Regions from separate parts of the Mus musculus genome. Here region 1 is linked to region 2. Evidence: chromatin loops called from intact Hi-C (ENCODE). Cell type or tissue: gastrocnemius. All regions are shown on one strand.

Region 1 (8,000 bases), 67 kb before region 2:
CTGTGCCCACACTCAGCTTCATTGCCTGTCCTTCTGCTAGCAGGAATGGTCTTTAACACACAGACTTGGGGGGGGAGGGAGATCACAAAGTCCCCAGGGATCACTTATCAAAACTTGTCAATTCTAACAAGGAGAGGGAGTGGGAGGGAGAGGGAAGGGGGAGGGGAGAAAGAGAGAGGCCTTTCATGAAAACCTATGTAGGTTTCTCCTTTATGTTTGTGAATTGATTCTCTGATCCTGAGGCAGTGATAGGAAGATGTGAGATAGGAAAGCTGGGGCCAGTTCTAGCAGCCAAACCATAGACAGAAAACCCAGAGGTTCAAACATCCCAAACACTGTTCTCTTTAAAGCTGTTTACATGGGGGCTGCAGAGATGCTTCAGAGATTCAGAGCGTTTGCTGTGTCTTCAGGAGGTCCCGAGTTCAGTTCCAAGCACTGACTTCAGGTAGCTCACACTGACTGATACTCTGGCTTCAAGAAACTCAGTATGTTTTCCTGGCCTCTGTAGGCACACGAAGGCATGTACATACACATACATTTTTTTAAAATAAAAATCCTGTTTATTTGGGCTGTATGGGCTGGTGATGTGGCTCAGTGGGTAAAGGCACTTGCCACAAAAGCTTGGCAAACTGAGTTTACTTCCCAGAAGCCACATAAAGGCAGGAAGAGAAGAATCAACTGCACAAAGTTGTCCTCTGACCTCCACATGGGTGCTGTGGCACAGGTACCAAATACATGCATGCACACATACAGTGATATAAAGAACAGTTTATAATAAAGGCAAAACAGAAACACGTAAATATTTTCATGCTTGTAGTTTCACTGTGTAGTAAACTTTGCTGCAAACACCATGTTATAGGAGCCAGGTTAAAGTCATGGAGAATGATCACACACAAAAATAAGTTTTTAAAAACTTAAGTTTTTATTATAAAGGTAAAACTAGGTTTGATAGCCCACACCTATAGTTCTAACACACCATAGACTAAGGCAGGAGGGTCCCACAAGTTTGAGGCTAGCCTGAGCTACACAGGAAGACTCTATCTAGAAAATATTAATTATTGGTGCTGGCGGGATGGCTCAGCAGGTAAGAGCACTGATTGCTCTTCAGAAGGCCCTGAGTTCAAATCCCAGCAACCACATGGTGGCTCACAACCACCCATAATAAGATCTGACACCCTCCTCTGGTGTGTCTGAAGTCAGCTACAGTGTACTTATGTATTATAACAATAAATAAATCTTTTAAAAAATCATAATTATTAAGCATCAGGGTACAAGTAAAATGTCAGTGTAATAAAATTAGGTCAAAATACATAGTTACAAAAGAAATTTGGCAATGAATATTTTCCTAACAGTTATACCAATTTCATGTAATTAAATATTATTTTTCTTCTTCATGTTTGTGTTTTCCAAACTTTTTTTTCACAAATGAGCATTGGATTTATATTGGGTAGATAAAAGTAATAGATATTCCTGTTCTGTTTCATTATCTATAGGAAGGAGAGGGTTAAGTGGATGGTTTGTTTTGTTCTGTAGTATTTGTGATCACATTTAGGAGGTGAGGAATGCTATTCAATGCTAGCCCCAGCTACTCTCCAGTTCTTAAGGTTCTGAATCGATTGCTTTGATATGAGTGAAGTAAGAAGGTCCAAGCAGGCCTGTTGCTTTCATCTTATCTCTCCTCTTCTCTTCTCTTCTCTTCTCTTCTCTTCTCTTCTCTTCTCTTCTCTTCTCTTCTCTTCTCTTTTCCTCTGTTTTCTTTTCTCCTCTTTTCTTCATTCTTCCTTCCTTCCTTCCCTCCCTCCCTCCCTCCCTCCCTCCCTCCTTCCTTCTCTTCCTCCTCCTCCTTCTTCATCTTCCTCTCTCTCTCTCTCTCTCTCTCTCTCTCTCTCTCTCTCTCTCTCTCTCAGGGTTTTTCCAGACAGGGTTTCTCTATGTAGCCCTGGCTATCCTGGAACTCCTCTGTAAACTATGCTGGCCTTAAACTCAAAGATCTACCTGCCTCTGCCTCCACCTACACCTCCCCAGTGCTGGGATTAAAGGCATGCACCACCATCACCAGCTATTTATCTGTTTCTTAACATCTATTTAATTTGTAATAATGTGCATGTGTGGGGGGAGTGGGTATGTGTACATGAGTGCAGGTTCCACAGAGACAAGAGGTGTCAGAGCCCATAGAACTGGGCTTTTAAGTAGTTTTGACACACCCAGAGTAGACATTGAGAACTGTACCGACCAAGTCATCTCTCCAGCCCTGTTCCATTATTTGCTTGTTTGTTTGTAAAGAGGTTCTCAGGGTGCTATCTAACTCAGTAAGTAGAGGAGGGTGGCCTTGAACTTCTGGTCCTTGTCTTCTACCACCCTCATGCTAGCATAATAGGAGTTCAGTACACACCAGCTGCTGATTTTATTTAAATCACTAAAAGAAAGAGAGGACCAAGGAGCAGAAGGACTTTATAAAGAGTAACTCTTTCCAAAAAGTAATTCTGTACAAAGGGCAGGCTCATGACACCATTTGCTGTCAGCCCAACTGCTAAGCTTTTAATTAAACTGTGCATGGTGCTTTCTGAGCACGATAGTATGTCTGTGGGGCTTGCATGTGGGTAGCCTACTTGTTTTTATGGTTATGATGATTTGTATATGCGTGGCCCAGGGAGCTGCACTATTAGAAGGTGTGCTTGTTGGAGTAGGTGTGTCACCATGGGTGTGGGCTTTAAGACCCTCATCCTAGCTGCCTGGAAGTCAGTTTTCTACTAGCAGCCTTCAGATGAAGATGTAGAACTCTCAGCTCCTCCTGCACCATGCCTTTCTAGATGCTGCCATGCTTCCACCTTGATGATAGTGGACTGAACCTCTGAACCTGTAAGCCAGCCCCAATTAAATGTTGTCCATAAGACTTGCCTTGGTCATTGTGTCTGCTCACAGCAGTAAAACCCTAAGACAATGGTGTGTGTGTGTGTGTGTGTGTGTGTGTGTGTGTGTGTGTGAGTGAGTGTACATGATGTGTTCATGTGTAGACCTGCTCATGAAGATCAGATGACAACTTTCAAGAGTCAGTTTTCTCCTCCTACCACATAGGTTCCAGGGATTGAACTCATGTCCTCAGCTTTAGCAGTAAGAACCTTTACCTGCTGAGCCATATCACTGGCTCTTCTTATAAAGTAAATTCTAAGTACCTGTGAGTTACATTTTAGTACAGAGATAAGGGTAGGAAGAAGTTTTCATGGGTTTCCATAGTTGTTTCAATAGCATATATTGAAAACCCATCTCTTTTTAAAAGTCATTTAAACTTTACTATGTATTCAATTTTTATGTACTTTGGGTCTATTTCTGGATCCATCTTCTGGTCTGTCTTTATGCTAATATAAGGCCATTTAAATCACTTCTGTTTATTGTATTATTTGGTGGTCCTCGGGATTGAACCTAGGGCATCCTGCCTGCTAAGTAAGCATTCTACCATAAGTCTATAGCTTCAAGCCTCCTTTTACTTTCTATTTTGAGAGTGTTGCCCAGGCTAGCCTTGAACTCACTCTGCATCCTAGGCTGGCCTTAAACCTTCCATGTAAGTGCACCAGACTTCTAAATAACTTGGGTTCCAGGCCTGTGACATCAGACCTGGCTAATTACCACTCCTATATATTTTGTTTTGAGAGTGTGCCAGGTCAGATACTTGCAACCTTTTTTTTTTTTTTAAACATAATTTTATGTTCTTCAGTTACTACATACAGTTCATACATGGCTAAACACCTTGCTTTGCTGTGCTGGTAGTCTTTCTTTCTTTCTTTCTTTCTTTCTTTCTTTCTTTCTTTCTTTCTTTCTTCCCTGTTGTAGAGAGAGCAGTTCAGTGCTGTGTATTCTAGCAAAGCAGGACAGAAAGTTCGCTCTTGTTCTAGACAGTGTCTGTTGTGTGGAGCTCCTGTGAAGTGAGGTGGCTGAGGGGACTTCACCTCCTTCCAGGCATAGCAGCGCCCCTTCTCACATTGCAGCACTGAGAGCCTGAGAATCTTGGCCCTGTCTTCAAGAAAGATCTGATCTTCAGCCCCATTACACAGTGTAGGACACATTCCAAATGAGGTATTGCTGCTCTCCAGTTCTGAGCTGCTGGGTCATTCCATTCAGAAAGGAGCCAGGGAAGGTCTCCCGGGAAGCCTCTGAGAGAGCTGCCAAGATCTGTTAACCTGTGAGTGCCTGCTGCATAAAAACTCACGTTTATGGCTGGGCATGGTAGCATATACTTTTAAATCCAAACACTTGGGAGGCAGAGCCAGGCTTCTGTGAGTTCAAGGCTAGTCTCATCTACATAGTGAATTCCAGACCAGCCAGGGCTATACGTGAAACCTGTCTTAGACAAACAAACAACTAAATCAAAACCCAAACCAAACCAAATAAAGCCCAAAACTTATTTTTGTATATTCAGATGTCAATTTCAATCTTAAAATATAATCCATTCCCTCCCACTGTCTCTTCCTCCCTCCTTCCCCCTTCCCTCCTTTTCTCCTTGCCTCCCTCTCTCCCTCTCTGTTTCTGACACACACACATACCACATTTTCAACCTGGTCAGCAGAGAAAAGGTAACTATTAATTTTCTAAATCTCCCTTAAATAATAAAAGTCTTCACATCACGGTATCCATCTGTCCTTTCTGGCACAGCACTGTCTGTCCTCAGCCCTGAATCTGATCTTCAGTTTAAGTAAAATCAGCTTTCCTAAGGTAAGCTTAGTGCCTTTTAAATCCAACCAACCCCCCTTTCTTCAGGATAGCGTTCTCCTTCACCACGCTAAGCTGTCTACTGAGAGTTTTTCCCTGTAGTTTCCCACACCCAGCCGCTTTGCCTTCTGGTTTCTTCTTTCTCTCTCACCACTGTTTTCTCCTGTTCCAATTCTTCTTTTGCTTCCTTTGTCATTTTGGGAGCACGGCTCAGTCTGGGCTCCCGATTGGAGAACTGCCTAGGCTCACACTCTCTGTCTGGCTCTGGCTGAGAACATCCATGAAGGCTCTGCTCAGCAGGGCAGAGGGTGAGGCACCGATTACAGAGGAGCAGCTCAGGTCTCTGACTTGCTGTGCCTCTCGCTGCAGGATTCCACAAGCTACCACACTTGCCCCCTTGCCCGCCCTGCCCAAGAGCCTTCCCTTCTGCACATCTCTCCTATGTGAGAAGACATCCCATTCCTGAGACCTCATCCTGTGCTCTTCTACAGTTGACTGGAGATTTTGACACCAGCTGTAAGTTGGTGGCTCCTTGATCTACACTGTCTCGCTCTGGGTGATCATTATTGTCAACGTAACTGTAAAGATGCAGTTTAGTTAAGTAGAACTTGAACTTTGAGACCAGTTGTCTAAAGATCCTGTGGTTTCAGAACCACATCTGTCTGCATCTGTAAGATGGGAATAGAAGGGCCTGCTGTGGGGGGCTGTGAGACTTGGTGGAGGTGATACACAGGGGACTTCTAGAATAACACTGGACTCATTCTCCAACCCCAGTAAATATTGATGCAGCCCAATCCTATTCAGTCTTCCCAAGACAAACTTAACACACTCATCTCAAGACTCTCTGACTTTCATGTTTATATGACTTCTGGGTCCTGGCACGGTCTTCTGCAGTCATCCCAGCAGACCTGGGATTTGAGGTTGGGTACTTCAATTCAGAATTCGATCTTCCATTATTGTAACAAGTATGATTCCATCCCAAAGTTGATTCCACCTCAGATTGGATTAGATTCTTCCAGATGGAGCCTCAGTATTCTATACTTTTACAAAACTCTTTCCCGGCAATTTGAAAGGCTCTGGCCACTGCATTAGAGGCCATTTGTAGAGTAGACTACTCATCTTCCCCAACTTCGCCAATAAAACCATAACAGCATCTATTCCATATGGTCAGTAGTGACGCCTAATATAATCAGATCTTTACCGTACACCAGGAACTACACTAGTGACTCCCATAAATCACCTCACCTACCTCTCATCAACCCTCCAAAGTAGATAACAGATTATCCCCATTCCACAGAGCAAAAGCCTGAAGTACCCAGAGGGTAATCAGTTTGATTTACAGAGTCCAGACAGCAAATCTGGAAGGTAGGTATTCTAGTTTGCTTTTCTGTTGGTATGATAAACACCATGACCAAAAACAGTTGGGGGGGAGAAAGGGCTTGTTTGCCTTACCCACTAAAGTCCATTATCCAGGGTAGCCAGGGCAGGAGCTCAAGACAGAAACCTGAATGCACAACTGAAGCAGAAGCCACAGAGGAATGCTGCTTACTGGCTTGCTCTTCCTAGCTTTCTCAACTACCTTTCCCATACAGACCAGACCCATCTGTGTTAGGAAAATACTACCCACAGTAGGCTGAGTACTTCTACATCAATTAGCAGTCAAGAAAACGTTGTCAGTCTAACGGAGGCAATTTCCAATTGCCAGTCTCTCTTTCTTCCCAAGTGCATCAAATTGACAATCAAGATTAGCTAGCGTAGAAGGTACATGAACTTCTGGGATGAGGGTTATGTTAAACATATTTAAAGAATTTGGCACTCCCAGGTGCTCACTAAATAATCTCTTTTCCTTTCTTTATCCCTTCTTTGGTTGTGTGATTTTTTTTTAAAGATTTATTTATTATTATATGTAAGTACACTGTAGCTGTCTTCAGACACACCAGAAGAGGGAGTCAGATCATGTTACAGATGGTTGTGAGCCACCATGTGGTTGCTGGGATTTGAACTCTGGACCTTCGGAAGAGCAGTCGGGTGCTCTTACCCACTGAGCCATCTCACCAGCCCGGTTGTGTGATTTTTATTCATGCTCAGGAAACTTAGATTGAGAGTACTTACTTTGACTTTTTAGTTGTTCTGAAAGAATTGATAAATTCATTGTTCTGGAAGGTAAAGAATAAAAGGCAAAGTAGGTGCCAGTAGAAGATAAACGGGTTTGGGTTTCTAACAAAGAGAAGCACTATGGAAAATATAACTGACCATAAAAAAACCAGGTTTGCACAAGGAGAAGCCATCCTTTGTCTACTAGTGGTAGAAAAAAGCAAGATAAAAAAGAAGATAATCAAGGCACATGGAGGGCTAGAGTCTTAACCCACCCCCATCCCCGGTTTGGCCAGCTATTCCTTGGTGAACCTTTTTTGTAGTAGGACAATGTATCATCAAGACAGAGGCAGCTAGAGTTACTATAAAATTCTCTTTGTTGATTCCAATGAGGTTCCACCCACACATCCTGTCCTTCCATCCCTTCCGGGCCCCAAAGAGTAAGTCTAATTTCTCCTCTATTTGACAGCTCTTCAAATATGTGAAGAAAGCTACCTTGTACTCCCCGGGGCAAAAACTTCTGTTTCCTTTCATCTTTCCTCATGTGGCATAGTTTCTAGTCTCATTACATCCTGATCTCTCTCCTTGTGCACAGTGATAATTTTTCTTTGCCAAGTCTCAGTCACAGGCAACTCCATGTGGGTACTGATCAAGACAGCCCATGTTGCTTTCTCTTAGACTTTCAGTGGTTGTCCGGAGACAGCATTCTTTCTCTGGGCAGCCACAAATCTCTGTGGACTGAGACTGAGTTGTGTGTGACTTAGGGCTCCCATCTTGTTCTTTTATGCATCTGTTCAGACACCTCTGCCCTACCCTGTCTAAGAACAGCAGGCTTCCCAAGATGGGACCCTATTAAGGAGCCCATTGTTCCCTATCAAATTTGGCTGGTGTTAAGTAGTATCTCTTCCTCTGTTGGCTTTCTGTTACCTGGAAAATGAATGCAAAGTTCCTAGTTTTTCTTTCAGGACATGGGTAAAAATCCTGAGTCTGGGCCTAGTTGAGAGCCTTGCACCATTTTTTGGTAACTGGCCTGATGTGAGCCTTTAGCGTGGAAGCCACATTTAGAACATGACTGACACTTTATTTGTAGAATGGGGTAAGAACTGCTTTCTGCACAGGGTGGTTGTCAGGATACAGGGGTTGAAAAAAAAGGAGGGAAAGCTTTTAGCACATGCCCGGCACACAACACGGTAGAGAGATAT
Region 2 (8,000 bases):
CTAGTTCAGAGGGGCCCACTGTTCTCCCACTTGCTGAGGCGTTAGAAGAAGGGCCAGCCCTGGATGCATGGTTGTATCCTGCTGTCCCAGGGGACTTTCTGCTTTGCAGTCTTCCCCAAACCTCTTGTCAGTCTGTCCTCAGAGCCCCCTTACACACTTTGTATGTGGTGGAAAGTGGCAGGTTGTGTCACAGAAGTCTGTTCTGCTGAGTGTCCCTTGGATGTGGTCCTCACAGGAGGCGAGTGCCTTGTCTCATCTAAGTCTCAGCATTTGATAGACCCATCCCTGCCCACCTGCCGGCTAGCAGTCACTGGTCAGAGACACAGAGAGCCTCAGGCTTGTCCTCTTGCTCTCCCTCATGCTAGCATCTCTCCTCAGCCACCCAATAACAACAGTGCATTCTTTTGTTTCCTTAGAACAAGATGCAGATGTTTTCCAGAATTTTCTTCAACCTCAGGCAGTAAGTTTTTTTGGTAAAGACTCTTTTTTTTTTTTCCTGGAGTCTTTAGAACCAGGCTCTGCAGTGCTCAAAAACAAAGCAACAGACAGACTGCAATAGAAAGGAAGCAGAGATCAGGTGACAGGTCTTCAGTCAGCAGGCCTCGAACAGGATTCATATATCCTCCATGGTACCCTGGGGCTCCTTCCCTGTGCCTCTTCTGAATGCAGAGGCAGAGGCATGGTGAGGCGGGGTTAGGGTAGCTTCGTCCCAGAAAGGAGGTGGCCCGGATGGAGGGGTGCAGCTGACAGAGCGCACACATGGGCATTTCCTCACACCAGGCTCTGGGATGTGGAGAACAGGGCCCCAAGAGCTCATCTTTTTTTTTCTCATCTTCAAGCCATTGTTATTCTCCAGAGAGCGCAGACTGACTCTGGGGTCCAGGCTGGTAGAAAAGACTGTGGAGTGGAGTCCTGGTTACAGATGCTCAGGGAGTGGGCCGAGTGTATGGATACCTAGAGGCCAAGGATCATAACTGGCAGGGTGGGAGGCCAGAGACCTCGCAAGTGAACGAATGGGACCAGAACTTCAGAACCTGGGAGATAACAGAACAGCAGCCACAGGCCGCAAGTAGTAGTTCCTGGGAGGGGATCCAATCCAAGTGGCTTACAGAGCAGTTTCTTTCAGTGTGTACTGTCAAACCCTTGGCTGTCCAAAAAGCAAAGCAAAACAAACAACAAAAAATTTGGTTTGCCGGGCATCGGGTGCTGCCTTTAATCCCAGTACTCAGGAAGCAGAGGCAGGCAGATCTTTCTGAGTTCAAGGCCAGCGTGGACTACAAATTGAGTCCAGGATAGTCAGGGTTCTTTTATACAGAGAAAACCTGTCTCAAAAACAGCAGCAACAACAATAAAACCAAAACCAAAGCAGTCTGTGGATGTTTGTATCTGGAGTACTAGAAACTCCACTGTCCCTGGATGGCACACTCTGGAGGGGAACATTAAAGGGGGGAGGACCTTAAAGGTCCAAGAATCCCTTCAACGTCCCACAGAATAGATGCTATGTGGCAGAACTTTCAGCAGGGCTGTTTTGTGTATGTACTTTCATTTTTAAAAAGTGTGTGTGTGTGTGTGTGTGTGTGTTTATGTGTGTGTGTGTGATGTACATGTGGAAGTAAGAAGTTGGTATCAGATATCTTCCTTGATTATCTTTCACCTTAATTTTTGAGGCAGGATTTCTTCATTAGCCTGGAGTTCACTGATAATCTAGACTGACTGGCCCGAAAGCTCCCAGGGTCTGCCCATCCTCACTCACCCCTCACTACCACTGTGTGACTATGTTTGACCCCTTCACTATTCCCCCAGCTACTGTGTAACTATGCTTGACTTTTTACACAGGTGCATGGGGGTGGGGGTGTTGGTCCAAACTCAGGCCCTCATGTTTGTGCAGTATACACTTGCCTGACTGAGCCATCTCTGCACCCAACTCATGTTTTCTTGTTTGGTACCCAAATATATGGCAGATAGGACTACTTGTGAAACCCCAGCCTCTGCCAAGTTACTCCCTCTGACTTAGTTTCTTCTGTAACATGGGACAGAACATTAGCTTTCGTGATGGCCACGGAGGAAATAATATATAGCTCACACAAAGGGCTTGTTACCTGGCAGGTGTCATGCTAACACTTTATACAGCTCACTGAAGAGGCAGGGACTATGGGCGTGCAGGTCAGGAGCCCATGGGACACAAAGGCCAGGTCCTGTGCCCAGTATTATATTGCTGGTGTGTGTTGGACCGGTGGCTCAAATGCCTGATGGGCTTGCGTTTTGAAACCTGACTACCATCTCCCATCTGAAGATGTACAGTAATTCCCACTTTTATAGAGCCCCCTTAAACAAGAAGGCAGTGACGTCAGGTAGTGGTGGCACATGCTTTTAATCCCAGCACTTGGGAGGCAGAGGCAGGTGGATTTCTGAGTTCGAGTCCACCCTGGTCTACAGAGAGTTCCAGGACAGCCAGGGCTACACAGAGAAACCCTGTCTCAAAAACCAAAAAAAAAAAAAAGAAATGTCTTAGTTAGGGTTTCTATTCCTGCACAAACATCATGACCAAGAAGCAAGTTGGGGAGGAAAGGGTTTATTTGGCTTACACTTCCACATTGCTGTTCATCACCAAGGAAGTCAGTCAAGCAGGTCAGAAAGCAGGAGCTGATGCAGAAGCCATGGAAGAATGTCCTTTACTGGCTTGCTTCCACTGGCTTGCTCAGCCTGCTCTCTTATAGAACCTAAGACTGCCAGCCTAGAGATGGTCCCACCTGCAAGGGGCCTTTCCCCCTTGATCACTAATTGAGAAAATGCCTTACAGCTGGATCTTATGGAGGCACTTCCCCAACTGAAGCTCCTTTCTCTGTGATTACCCCAGCTGTGTCAAGTTGACACACAAAACCAGCCAGTACAAGAAGGCAGTGCCCTTCTGGGTGTCTCCTGGATACCTGAAGGGGAGCTGATGTCCCTAAGACTCAGGTCACTGTGGTCCCTTTTCTCACACTGGGAAATGATCACCTCCGTGGCTGCTTGTCCTCTCAGTTATTCATGTGACATTCTGACTGCTCCACCTTCATCCTGGGCTGTTTGAGTTTGGGCAACTGCTCAGTCTATTAGGTTCAGGTACTCCCCACCCCCAGGCACTGGAGGGCTGTATGTCCAAGCCAAGACCAGGAGTTCTTTCTAAATGCCTGGTGGTGGGATGGGACAGGGTAGGCTGGGGTTGGGTGGAAGTGGGTGGGGTGAGGTGGTTAGGAGGCCTGGGGGCAGACGGGAAACCATAGCTTACTCTCATTTTACTTGTCAGGGAGAAATAAGGCAAAGGCTACAGGTACATGTGTTGGAGCAAGCTTGTAGGAAATTATAGACCAGACTGTTCTGTGAGGCCAGTCTAGCCTGTGGCTTCTCCCTAGAGCCCTGGCTTTCTAGATTAGCCCTCCGTGCCATCCAAAAGTGGAATTCTGTGAACTTTCCTCCTTCCAGTGTATCAGAGGGCTTTTTTTTTCCCCAAAGGGAGGCCTTGTCTTTCTTCACACAGAACCCTGTATTCACAAGTCCAGCCCCATAGCTCCAAGTATGATCTCAGTTATGTTCAACCTCAGGGTTTCTGAGCACTTCGTGCTACTGATGGGACTGGGCATACAAGTGCCAGAAAGGCTCTGTCCCCAGGACCTGTAGAGCCAGTGCTTTATAGCCCTGGCTGTCCTGGAACTCACTTTGTAGACCAGGCTGGCCTCGAACTCAGAAATCTGCCTGCCTCTGCCTCCCTAGTGCTGGGATCAAAGGCGTGCGCCACCACGCCCGGCGAGCCAGTGCTTTTCAGAGTAAACTACTCTATACTCCTTAATGTCCACCCTACACCTGTAACACCTGCTCCTGGGCCCCACCCCTTCACCTTCAATAGCCTGCCACACCCACACCCACCAATAAACTAATAGTTATTTTCTCCTCTATTCTTCTCATGAAGAACTGAGATACTGGGCTGCCACCTGCTGGAACGTTGTTGTAATGGCACCTAAGTGCACCAGCCCTTCCTGGAGTTGGGTAGTGTGCTGCTGGGCAGCTGCTACCTGTTGCATTGGCTTGCTGTCGTGCATTTATTTAAACACCCCATCTTTCCGACTACACTGAAAGAGTCTTGAACGTAACAACTTTGAATTTCCATTGTGGCTGTATTGACCTGGCTTCTGCCAGAGGTGACAGAAGAGCTTGTTGAGTAGCCCTAGTAGAAATGTTGGTTGCCTTAGGTTCAGGGGATTGGCTTCAATTGGTGAATGTTCTCTGAACTTAGAGGTTGCTAAGAAACGTTTCTGAGTTCTTCAGAGCCTGTCAGTGTCAGGGGCTATGGGGCGGGGCATGTGATGAGGGACTGGCAGAGGGGATAGGACCCCATCAGCCTCTGGCCTGTTCAAAGCTCCCATCTTCAGAACACATCAGAGCAACTGAGAGAGTACCAAGGCAGACAGACCTCATGCAGTAGAGAGTAGGCTCTCCAGCTAGGGAGGGAAGGCTGCCCTCTGGAACACATTATACCTGGGGTAGGCTCCTTGTAGTATAGGTATGCAGAGGTAACAATGAGAACTAGGCCCTTCTTGGGAGCTCTGGGCTGTGGGACAGGGTAGTAGTCATGGCTCTCTCTCATCCTACTCTATTATTAGACCACAGCATCAAACACTTCACACATCTCTTAACAGAACTCCATCTAGCAGTCACTCTGTAGGTGACACTGAGGGAAAAGAGGAAGTTGTGTCTTCACTGGGCTCCATTTAAAGAGAGATGCCTCATTTACAAAGCCTGTTTCCTCAGAGGCTCTGGTCTGCAGTGCTACACAACTCCTCAGAAGTCCTACATCACTCTAGCCTGATCTCAGAAGACACTCTTCTGTCCCTGGGCCTGTCCTGATGTGCTCATTCATAGATTTCTGGGGTTATCCACTGCAGGCTGTTTCCCTCTTTGCCCTGGCTGCCAGCAAGCTCCGAGTGGACACGTTTGTTCTTTTCCTATGACTTTTCTGAACTAAGGTTTGCTCTGGTGTATGCTCCCTCCACTCTGTCCCCAGGACTGCTTGTTTCTGTGTTTGCTTTGCCTTTGAATTTTGCTTTTGGGGATGGATTTTAGCAGAAGGATCAGCAAGCAGTAAAGCCGGATGCCTACCCCAGCTTGCAGTCCCCACTCTCTGGCCATACATCCTGAACAAGGTGACTCTGCTTGTCAGTTCTTTATTCCTTCCTTGGAGAGTTGGGTCATGACCACAGTGAATGAGTTGTTGTAAAGGTCAGTCTTGTCCAGGCCTGGCTGCCCTGTGGCTCTAGGACCTGAAAAGCTACACTAGCAATGGGACCAACTCTTAGGGAATTCCTAGGACAGAAGGGTTTGCTGGGATGCAGGCATTTCAGCACTGAGATGGAGAGTTCCAAGGAAAACAGATGGATTGGTCATTCTAGTTAGCTCTCTACCTTTTCTCTCCTCACACTGCCCCCTCCCCCTTCCCTGATGCCCTGTTGCTATGGCAGGTGTCCTGGAAGGCTGCAGCTTCCACCACTCTTGCTGCAGCTTCTGCTGCTGTTGACTGCTGAGACTGAGGCCCTGCTGTGTTTGCAGCTGGCAGTGCAGTCAGCTCTGGGGGCCTCTTTTGCAGCTTGGCCAGCTACATGACTCTTACTCACCTGCCAGATAGGCCACTCCCCTGCTCTTTGGTTTGGTGTGCCAGCTTCCCGTTGTTCTGCTGCCCTTGCTCTTGCCGCCACTCCACTGTCATTGCTCGTGCTCATGGCACCAGCTCAGTCACTCCACGAAAAGTGGGTAGGAAAGGACTGTGGAAGAGAAGCTTTGCATCGGGCCTAATGTAACAGCAAGAGAGACAGTGCAGGATGCTAGGTGCGCTGGGGATGTCTCTCAGTTAGCTGACTGTCATAAGTCCGTCTTCTGTGACTGGAGAAGTGTGTTTGTACCAATCCTAGTAAACTCTACATTCAAGGGAATGCTCTTGTTGGCATTGTCACAATGCTGTACTTGGCTTGGCCACAACAGAAGTGCCCCTTCCTAGACTTAGACAGAAATGGCTGTAGGTTCACTTAGAGTTCACTGAGGCTTGTAGTAGCAAAAAAAAAAAAAAAAAAAAAGTCCGCCACAAATTGTTTGGAACTGTCCTAACTGGAGCTGTGCCTTCAGAATCCAGAGCAATTAACCGAGACCATCATGCAGTTTCCTCAGAGCGTCCAGGGAGTGTTCCAAAGCGCCATTGCTGGCGTGCAGCCATCGGCCTGCTGTTCGGCCATATTTACTGCCCATGTGCCCAAGGTAGCCAGGGAAGCTCGAGAAGATCTAAAAGCTGTCAGTTAGGGAGCTTTGCCCAGTGTCCCAGATTCTTTGCTTATTTACAGGAAAACGAACCCTAGGAGTGCCGACAGGAAGAACTTATCACTATCACTAGTAGTGAGTGCTCCCCACCGCCACCACCCAGTGCTAGGCAAGTGCTGTACTACTGAACTGTCTCTGCATCCCCATTACTAGTGATTTTTTAAGTGATTTGATCCCAGAGAGAGAGAGAGAGAGAGAGAGAGAGAGAGAGAGGTGAGACATTTTCTGTCTCATTACCATGAGGCAGCTAACTGTTGGAACATAAATCCTATCTACAGGTGGCCTTCTGGGGTCCTGGGGTGAGGATGGGAACAAAGGGACATGGAGCTGTGGTCCAGATTGAAGGCTTGAATGTGGCTGTCCCTCCTGCAGGTGGTAGGATGGGCAGTTGGAGTTTAGCATTGTCTTGCCCTGCTCAGAGAAGCACTATGTCTCTTTTGGGCCTTGCCCCTCTCAGCTGCCGTAACCATTCTGCCAGGGCAGCCTGGGCTGTGGCGATTCCTTCCCCTCTGCTCCTTTAGATGGAGCTCAGGGGTCCCTGTGCTCTGAGGGACGGACAGGGAAAGACCTGGTGTTCTTTCCAGGCGCACTGCACAGGTTTCCCAATACCCGCTTTCTCTGGCTCTTTGGTGAGACCCTTTTTCTACCTTTAGGACTTTCTAGCTCAGAATTGGGCATATGTGTGATCCTGGACTGCAAGACACGATCAGGCTCCAAGAGTGACCTTCATGTGCCATTTACATGCTTGTAACAGGACCAGGTCCTTTGTGCCCTCTGCCAGCAAAGGTCCCTCCCACAGGCACCTAAGGAGCTCTCTCTCTCTGTCTTGTCTCAGGCCCCTTTCAGAAGAAAGTAACACAAAAAGTTGGGGCTTTCGTCTTGGTTGCTGTTTCTCTCCCTATCCCCACCACTTTCAGTTGTTCTTCTAAGAACACCTTCTTGGCCGGGCGTGGTGGTGCACGCCTTCAATCCCAGCACTCGGGAGGCAGAGGCAGGAGGATTTCTGAGTTCGAGGCCAGCCTGGTCTACAAAGTGAGTTCCAGGACAGCCAGGACTATACAGAGAAACCCTGTCTCAAAAACACCAAAAAAAAAAAAAAAAAAAAAAAAAAAAAAAAAAAAAAAAAAAACACCTTCTTGGAAAGAAAAGTCTTCTAAAAATAATGTTGTCACATCTGCCTCAGCCTCCTCACCTTGTCTAAAATGTAAGAAACCCCTTTGCAGTTTTGTTTTATGTAGATAACAGCAGCATCTAAGTTAGCAGTTAGTACTTACATTTCTATAAAGTAAAAAAAAAAATTTTTTTTGGGGGGGGGGAAGGTTTCGAGACAGGGTTTCTCTGTATAGCCCTGGCTGTCCTGGAGCTCACTTTGTAGACCAGGCTGGCCTCGAACTCAGAAATCCGCCTGCCTCTGCCTCCCAAGTGCTGGGATTAAAGGTGTGTGCCACCACGCCTGGCATAAAATTTAATATTACAAAAGTCCATCAATGTGAGGCATTTCTTGTAGACCAAGGGTTTGTAAATCTAATGAAACCTGTTGATCAAAGACAGAAGGGAGCAAGGACTCAGGCTTGTCTGGTCCTGGACCACTGACAGTAAGGCATGGGAGAGTTACAACTGCCCATCAATGAGGCACCGTCTGCAGGGTTGTAGTGGAGCAG

Evidence for each region. Hi-C counts contacts between places; a loop is a spot of excess contacts. Peaks named below come from ENCODE experiments on the same cell type or tissue, not always from the same donor. Only the 100,000 strongest peaks of a DNase experiment are listed, where the experiment ranks them.
Region 1: it touches region 2 in a loop (2.3-fold over the local background); 7 of 42 quality-filtered maps call a loop at or near these places.

What each region holds. Positions count from the first base shown.
Region 1 is chr7:113,197,702-113,205,701 of GRCm38, forward strand. It overlaps a transcript of Arntl not described here. Among named protein-coding and RNA genes, the nearest start is that of Arntl, 5.8 kb to the right of the region's middle. In gastrocnemius, no CTCF peak of the experiment used is centred here; DNase peaks (open chromatin) are centred at 4,141 and 4,963; H3K27ac peaks cover 738 bases.
Region 2 is chr7:113,264,550-113,272,549 of GRCm38, forward strand. The region is part of intron 2 of Arntl (aryl hydrocarbon receptor nuclear translocator-like); the gene reads left to right. Among named protein-coding and RNA genes, the nearest start is that of Gm33721, 6.8 kb to the left of the region's middle. In gastrocnemius, a CTCF peak has its summit at 3,978 (motif pointing left); DNase peaks (open chromatin) are centred at 3,974, 5,572, 6,239 and 6,637.